Linked DNA regions of Mus musculus: region 2 is linked to region 1. The links are chromatin contacts, found by Hi-C in ENCODE. All regions are on one chromosome and are shown on one strand. Each heading gives the region's core, a stretch centred on a gene start or an enhancer-like site at or near the end of the contact. The rest is flanking DNA. Distances are from core to core; before and after follow the strand shown. Region 1 holds the start of Pcp2 (Purkinje cell protein 2 (L7)). Region 2 holds the start of Lrrc8e (leucine rich repeat containing 8 family, member E).

Region 1 (4,208 bases), core at 1,139-3,638:
CTGCTGGCCTCTTGTCCCTTTTATAGGAGAGATAACACAGAGTTGCCCCTGTAAATGATACATTGTTAGAAAAAAAAAACAATGAAAGGAAAGAAATAGGAAGAACCATTCGTGTGAAGGGGGCCTCAGGTTTAGTGTATGTCTTAAAAACTTAAAGTTCACATCAGATCTAAGAAACAGGAACTTACTCCTAACTCTTAACTGCACACACAGTCCTTAACCTGCAAGGCATGTATTTCCTGTCTTGGTCTCGTGGGCGTTTGATCCTGGATAGTTTTATGTAACTCTGGTTGACCTGGAGCTTCCTATGTAGTTCAAGTTGGCCTTGAACTTGAGATCTTCCTGACTCGGGATTACACGTGTGTCTCAAAGAAGTGGACAGTGTTCCTGAGAATGACAGCAGGAGTTCCAGGGCAACCAGGGCTACATTTTAAGAAAGGGAGGGAGGGAGGAAGAAAGGAGAGAGGGGGAAGGGCTCAGTGCTTAAGAGTACTGATTGGCTTCTCTTCCATAAAACCCAGGTTCAATTGCCAGTTCCTCCATGGTGACTCACAACTATCCATAACTCCAATCTCAGGGGTCCAAATGCCCTCTGCTGATCTCATGAGCACATCATATACTTGCAAGCAAAATACCCAGATGCACAAAATAAATACAAAAACAACTCTAAAGCCAGGATGCTCGATGCCACGCCAGCCTAGCAATCCAGGACACACAATTTTCCAGGCCATGTCTCAAAAATAGAGGTAGAGAGCACTACAGAAAGACGCCTGGTGTTGACCTCCAGTCTTCATATGAGCATGCACACACCACACGTGCACACATACACTACTATGCAGACCCATGCACACACCACACGTGCACACATACACTACAACAAACCCATGCACGAACCACATGTGCACAATACACTACTACACAGATCCTACCTCACTTGCCCCAAGTGAAAGAAAATTAACTTTTTAACTTTATTTATCTAAACACTTTAAAAGATTTGTTTTATGTGTATGGCTGCTTTACCTGTATGTATGTCTGCACACCATGAGTGTTCCTGGTGCCCAGAGAAGCCAGAGAAGAGCAATAGATCCCTTAGAACTGAAGCTACAGATGGTTGTGAGCTGTTATGTGGGTGCTGGGACTCAAACCTAGTACTCTGGAAATGCAGCTAGTGCTCTTAGCCCATGAACTACCTCACTATCCCAGAAAAAAAGAAGCTTAACTGGTTTCCTGAAAGGTATCTTGGAGATAGGAACAGACTCTCAGAGCATGGTCAGAAAGCCACAGCTCATCAATGAAATGGTCAGGGACTTCCTGTCCTGCTCCATGCATAAATGAAAGACGAAGACAACTCAAATTGGCATTTGAGGGGCAGATAAACAGGAGCATCCGGTAGTTTCACAGGTGGTCGGGTAGCAGGAGCCGGGTTGGTTGGTTGGTCTGTGGAGAGTGCAGGGATTAAGGGAAGAGGCCTGGACCCCAACTTCTTCCTTGGCTACCCCCCTGAAAATGTCACCTGCCTTGCAGTGGACGAACTCACAGGCAGGAATGGGTTGGCTTGGGTGGGGACATCCTGCAGGTTCCACCCTCATGTTGGTTGATCTTCAACATTGTACTGACTTCTTCCCACTTGACATTCCTCAAGGTCCTGTGATCATGGCTGGGTCTAGTGAGGTTCAAACCTGCACTGCCCTACCCACACCCACACCCAGCTCAGCGTCAGTCAGGATCAACAATTACCTAGAGATCATCTTTCTGGGGCTTAAGCATTGGTGGGAGCAGATGGGATATGAGCTGGGGATTTGGGAATGGGGGAAGATATCTGCTCCCCCTCCCCCTACACCCTAGCCTTTTAAAAGGCCTTCTCAGGTCAGAGACCAGGAGAAAAGTATAGGAGAGATACACAATGGACCAGGAAGAAGAAAAGGGAGAGGGAGGCTCAGACCTTCTAGACAAGGTAAGAGGGCTCTGGCTGACTCCACCATCCGCTTCTTGAGGTCTCGGCACCTGTAATTGACAAGATTAATTCATTTATAGGGCATCTAATTAGCAAGCAAGTCTCTGGAGTCCCCTGACCCAGTTACTATAACACACAGGGGGTATAGGTAGGAGAGTATAAGAGCCCCTCCTCAGGGCAAATGAATGGATTCTTAGTACTGTCCCCCAAGAGATAGTAGGTACTAGGATTTAGGGGCACTTCTGAGCCCCATTTCCCTGGTAAGTGTCCCAACCCCCCAAATCAACCCAAGCCTGGTCTCAATCTAGGACAGTGGTAGAATGCTGTCCCTAGAGTCAGTACCATGTGAAATTGTGCTGCAGGCAGGGGCCCCAGGCTGGGAGGTGGGGGTTGGGGGAGTCAGGGGCAGGTCAGGGAAGGAGACTCAGGTTTCATTTAGAGAAATTCTGCAGACCCGTGAGGACTATGGTGAGAGCAGAGATGGGAAGGCAGGCACTGTTTCGGGTGGATGCTGTCTGGAAGACAGGGAAGGCACAGACCAAACTAAACCAATCACGTCTGTCCCCAAGGCAGGTTCACCGGACCAGGAAGGCTTCTTCAACCTGCTGACCCACGTGCAGGGCGATCGGATGGAGGAGCAGCGCTGTTCCTTGCAGGCTGGGCCAGGCCAGAACCCAGAAAGCCGTAAGCAGGGCGTGATTGGGCCGTGTGTGTGTGTGTGTGTGTGTGTGTGTGTGTGTGTGTGTGTGGCAGGAGTGCTGGGGTTCTGGGATCTTGTGGATCTTGGGACTCAGGATGGGGTCTGTATTCATGCCTGCCTGTCTCTGCTCCAAGCAGAGGGTGGCCCTGCTCCAGAGATGGACAATCTCATGGATATGCTGGTCAACACCCAGGGCCGCCGCATGGACGACCAGCGTGTAACAGTTAATTCCCTGCCTGGCTTCCAACCTATCGGCCCCAAGGTAGGTGATGTCCAGATTACCTGTGAGACTCCACATAGCTCTCTAAATCTATGACCTGTCTCTAGGCAGGAAAGGAGAGGACCCTATGAACACGTAAAGTGCTATGGGCTTAAGGTCAGGTGGCAGGACTCATGCTAGTGCAGAACTATGGCTGGAAATTACAGTTCCTGCTCCAACATCTGTATATTTGGGAGAGGCCACAGGGAGAAAACAGGCAGTTTTCCTGGAAGGCATATGAATGCATACCCCTATAAATCAATGAAGAGTAGGGCTTCTGTTTGGGAGTGTTTTGCTTTATTGTTTTTGAGACAGGGTTTCATGTAGCTCTGGCTGGCATGTTCTCCTACATGTGCATCCTGGGTTCTGGGATAACAGGTGTGAGTCACCATGAGTGATGTATGTGGGTAGGGATAGAACCCAGGGCTTTGATGCAGTCTCTATCAACTGAGCTCCAGCCCCAGCCCTATGTCTGTGTACATTAGCATACATGTTTAGAGCTCCGGGCACACGTGTGCACACGCAGGTGGAGGCCAGAAGTCAATCTCCTGCCCTGGGAGCTTTCAGTGCCCTGGAACTCCAGGTAGATCAGGCTCTCTAGCTAGGAAGCCCTTGGGATCCTCCTGACTCTTAAGCACTGAGATTACAAGTGCATAAACCCACACCTGGCTTAAACTCAGGTCTTCAAATGAGCATAGCAAGGATTTCAATGACTGAGCTATCTTCTCAACTCAACTGTTTGTTTGTTTGTTTTAGTATTTAGCTTTGAACTCAAAATAATCCTCCTGCCTGTTTCTTGAGTACTGGGATTACAGGTATACACTAACAGGCCAATGTCTGACCAAATACCACCACCCTAATTAGCAGACGAAAAAAAAACATTGTTTGGAGGCACTTCTGACTTGCACTTTCCTTGGTCCCCTCCCTCCGTCTGACCCTTCTTCATCCCCAGGATGGAATGCAGAAACGACCTGGGACCCTCAGCCCTCAACCCCTGCTCACCCCTCAGGATCCTGCTGCACTCAGCTTCCGCAGGAACAGCAGCCCCCAGCCCCAGACACAAGCTCCTTGAGAGTTCTAGCCATCCTGGGCCTCCCACTGGCCCCTGAAAACAATAAAACACTTGGCACTAGCAACAAAGAGTTGAGTGTGTGTTATTTTCTGTGGTGGGGAAGGGAGCTGGGACTTGAGGAACTGAAGGTCTCAGGAGCTCTGCTGGGCAGCTTGAAGAAGTCTCTCTTCTTTCTGCTTCCGGATCTTCTGCTTAAATTCTTCTAGCTCCTGGCGCTGGAATG
Region 2 (4,208 bases), core at 482-2,981, 600 kb before region 1:
GAACAAGATGAACCGAAAATGTACTGGGATTACAGAGGTGTGCCACCATGTCTAGCCTAATGCTGAGTTTTATCCCAGTTTGGGAAGTATAAGTGTGAGGGTCTTTGTCCTTTCATCTTGGAGGATGAACATAACTCGCTGAGGATTTCACTGCTACAAGTATCACTTGAGCCTGCCCAGCCAAAGTCTACCTCCTGTTTGATGGCACCAACTCTGTTTCCACCCACTGAAAGCACCCCTCATTGAGATGCAGCCTCTATGTATGTAAGGAGTGCGCTTTGGGGAAATGGTTCAGTAAGTGAAATATCTGATGCACAAGCACGAGGATCCGAGTGATATTCCCAGCACCCACATAGAAGTGGGCAGGGTAGCCTAGATCTACCAACACCCCCTTCCTATCTTGCAAGCTCCTTCCCACAGCTAAGCCTTAGCACTGCTCCTGCTGATGCAATGGAGGCAGGGGATGTTCCCAACCTCAGCCTGTCTCCCCAGCTGTAGCTCATATGCTAAGGGCCGAGAAGAGACAGAAGAGTTTTCAACTTTTAGAATACAAAGTCAGAACTAGGAATGTGGCCTAGTTGATAGAGTGCTTATTCAGGCCCTGGGTTCAATTCCCAGCATCTCATAAAACCTGGAATGGTGGGTGCACATCTCTATCATACTCCTTAGGATAGAGGCAAGACGACCAACACATTGAGCTCACCCTAAGCTGTGTAGCAAGCAAGCTTGTTAGAAACAGGCCAGCATTATATGACCTTGTCTCCAACAAACCAACAACAACAACAGCAACACCCCAAAACACAGGGCTGCGGAGGTGGCTCATTGGACAAAGGCACCTGTTGCCAAGCTAGAAGACCTCAGTGCAATCTCAGGGACCCATAGGTGGAAGGAGAGAACCAATTACTACAAGTTGTCTCTGACCTCGATGAGAGTGCCGTGGCATGTATGCACACACACACTAACTAACTAACTAACTAGTAAAGAAAAAAATTAAGCTCTTGAAAAACTAATCCCTACACTTCTCACAAGGGGGATAAAGAGGTAAGGGAAAGACACCCCTAGAGGAAAGTCTTGGGGGCCTATAGACTCCTAGGCTAGCCCCTTCCCAAGCTTATTCTGCTGGGATTTGGAAGGGTTTTTTGTAGTCTTCAAATATAAGAACCTTGAAATGTAAGGGAGCAGGCTTGTGAGGGTGGGGTTCTGCAGCTTTTAGGGCGCTCATGAAGATGAGCTCTGTCTTTCTCAGCTACCTCCACCACCCCACGCTGGGACAGGCTGCCAAAGACTGTCAAAGTCGACTCCTGCCTGTTGATCTCTCTTCCTTCGCTTGATCCCGAACTGCCTGGATCCCAGGACACCAGCTCCCTGGGGCCAAGCTGGGGATTACCGCACCCCTCTCCCAGCCCGGGCTTTCAATGTGTGTGGGATTGCTCCGGCCAAGGCCACGGAACCACCCACACCTGAGCGACTCCCTCCACTCCTCCGGGCCATTCCCTGGGTCCAGGTTGATCTACACGGTGGGACGAAAGCCTCCCAAGCCCCCGCTACTTACTCACTGCTCAGGGATGGAACTCCGGGGCCCAACTTCTAGATGCCTGGGAGTAGATCGACCCGGACTCCCGCAGAGTTCCCGGGCGGGCCAGAGAGGGTGAGTCAGGGCGGGCTGGGCCAGGAGCCGCCCCGCCCCGCCCCCGGGATTGTTCGGCCCCGCCTCACTACAGACGCTATCAGGTCGACCCCACTCCACGCCACGCGATCGCTAACAAGGAGAGATATTCCTGAGACAAGGGTCTGTAGAAGTCTGCAGTCCCTCTACCTCCTGGCTGTGGGGGCAAACTGGTATCCTGTAGATGCTCCACCTGGACAGGTGTCAGCGAAGTGGTTCTGGGGAGAATTTCCTTCAACCCCTAAGCATCCCCAGCTGGCACTAAAGCTCAGTGGAGGCACAGGCACCACAGGCTTCCGGCCGGCAGGGGAAGACCAAGAGCAGAGGACTATCCCTCTTCCAGAGCTGGCCTGCCATCAGGAGCTGTGCCCAGCCACAGGAAGCTAACCCAAGGTCTTGACTGTCTCTGCTGAAGCTTGTGGCCCATCCTGAATTTTGGAGGGCTGGAGTAGGAACTAACTCTTTTCCTCAACCTGGACTGTTCCAGGTAGTAGAGTTGGGCATGCAGGCGAGGGGGTAGGGGAGCCTGGAACTACTTCTTACTTCCCCACCCCTTCTCTTCAAACTAGTTTCAAATTCTCCAGGTAGACAAGGATGACCTTGAATTTCTGATCCCCCTGCCTCCAGCATCAGAGTCCCTACCACCTGAGAGGATTACAAGAGGGTTTGCAGGCTGAGGGATTACAGGCTAGGGCCACCATGTGTAGTTTATTTAGTGGTGGGGATGGAATCTAGGGCTGTGTGTATGCTAGGCAAGCCTAAATCTTCAGCTTCTGAAAGGTTCATTAAAAACCAAACCGACAAAACAAAAACTCATCCTATCCCACCACTACCACCACCACTCCCCAGGCCTCACAAGAAACTATCAACTCCCCATCATAGACCACCAAACCAAGAATACTGCCTATTTCCATCTGAAGGCAGGCAAATTTGAGCCTTCATCTATTCTATTCTTAGTGTGAAAATACTTTCTTAATGGGAAACCTATTTAGATTAATGAGGAAAGTGAGCATGCCCCACCCCCACCCCTCTGCAGGAGCATGCACACAGAAAAGAATTTGGAAGCTGGAGAGTTAAGAGTATACATTGCTCTTACAGAGGACCTGAGTTCAGGTCCTAACACCCATATCTGGTGATTCACAATTACCCACAATCGTAGAGGATTTGATGCCGCCTTCTGGCTTCTGTGTGCTCCTGTTCTCTTTTACACATACGTAATTAAAAATGAAAGAAATCTCTCTTTTTTTTTAGAGAAAAATCTAGCACTTGGAAGAAGACACAGGTCTACATTGCTGTTGGGCACCCACTGGAGAAGACTACAGAAGCTAAAAAGCAAAGTTAGCACACTTAGAGACTTTCCCAGAACTATGAACTTTGATAGATTAGATTTTGTTTTTATTTTAGCTGGTGGGGCTGTCTACATGATGAATTTTATGGCTTGAATGGTACTTCCATCATGGAGTCAGTTGTGCTAGAGTCTGGGGATCTGTTACACAAATAGAGAGTTCCAGGTCAACCAGGTCAACATAGTGAGACCCTTTTTTTTTTTTTTTTTTTTTCATCCTCCAGAGACTGGAAGTGAGTCGGAATTCTCTAAGCCTGGAGTGACTCTTCAGGTAGCTGAAGAACAAACCTTTCTGTGTTTAGCAGTCTTTTCCCCTCCTCCTCTCCTTCATTTCTTCTGGCACTAGATAGCAAACCTAAAGTCTTTCTTAAACTAGGAAAGTTTACTACCACAGAGCTATGCCCTCTAGTAACCTGTTTTATTCATCTTTGTTTAAAACAGGGTGTCACCATATAAAGCCTAGGATGGCTTCAAACGTGTTTGTGTGTGTGTATGTGTGTGTGTCTCTGTGTGTGTCTGTGTGTGCTCTGTGTGTTTTGTTTCTGAGACAGAATCTTTCTATCTATGGAACATCTGCTGGCATTCATTTGCCTCAGCTTCCTTGGTCCTGGGATTGCAAGAACATGCTACTATTCTTGACTCTTCTCTTTTTTGAGACAGGGTATCACTACATAGCCCTGGATGGCCTGAAACTCTCCATGTGGCTAGTAGTGGGGATGGAATTCAGGCTAAAGCATAAGCTGGTCTCAAACTCTCTCTGTGTAGCCAAGAATGAGCATGAATTCGTGATCCCTTTGGCTTCAACTCTCCAGGGCTGTAAGTGTGTATGTGTGTGCATGTATGTATGTATGTATGTATGTATATATGTATGTATGTGTATGTGTCCCCACCCAGCATATTTGATGTGAGGATTAAATCCAGGGTTTGTGGCAGACAAGCACTCTTCAACTTACCTATGTCCCCTGCTCTTCCCTTTGATTTATAGATAGACATTAAGCATACAAACAAGACGGGAATGGTTGCATAGCTTGAAGTCCTAATATGAAAGAGGCTAAGGTGCATACATTTGAGGCTAGCCTGGGCAATGTACTAAGATTCTCAAAAAATATCAAACAACACTGCAAAGGCAGCTCACCTGACAAAGCGCCTCAGGCACGAAAGCCTGGGCTTGGACCCTGTGCAGGCCACGGACACAGA

The links. Hi-C counts contacts between places; a loop is a spot of excess contacts on that map.
Region 2: a map of T-helper 1 cell shows a loop between it and region 1 (2.3-fold over the local background). The contact joins the promoter of Lrrc8e here to the promoter of Pcp2 in region 1. A Hi-C loop is called at or near these places in 2 of 37 maps with a recorded cell type or tissue (T-helper 1 cell and T-helper 17 cell).

The regions. Positions count from the first base shown.
Region 1 is chr8:3,623,216-3,627,423 of GRCm38, reverse strand. It overlaps Pcp2 (Purkinje cell protein 2 (L7)), which reads left to right and starts at 2,388. Exons shown (of 4, transcript NM_001129804.2): 1 at 2,388-2,422; 2 at 2,524-2,638; 3 at 2,792-2,916; 4 at 3,866-4,055. The coding sequence starts at 2,420. The coding sequence ends at 3,985. It overlaps Pet100 (PET100 homolog), which reads right to left. Exons shown (of 4, transcript NM_001195244.1): 4 at 3,189-4,200. The coding sequence ends at 4,117.
Region 2 is chr8:4,224,350-4,228,557 of GRCm38, reverse strand. Lrrc8e (leucine rich repeat containing 8 family, member E) reads right to left here and starts at 1,731. Exons shown (of 3, transcript NM_028175.2): 1 at 1,553-1,731.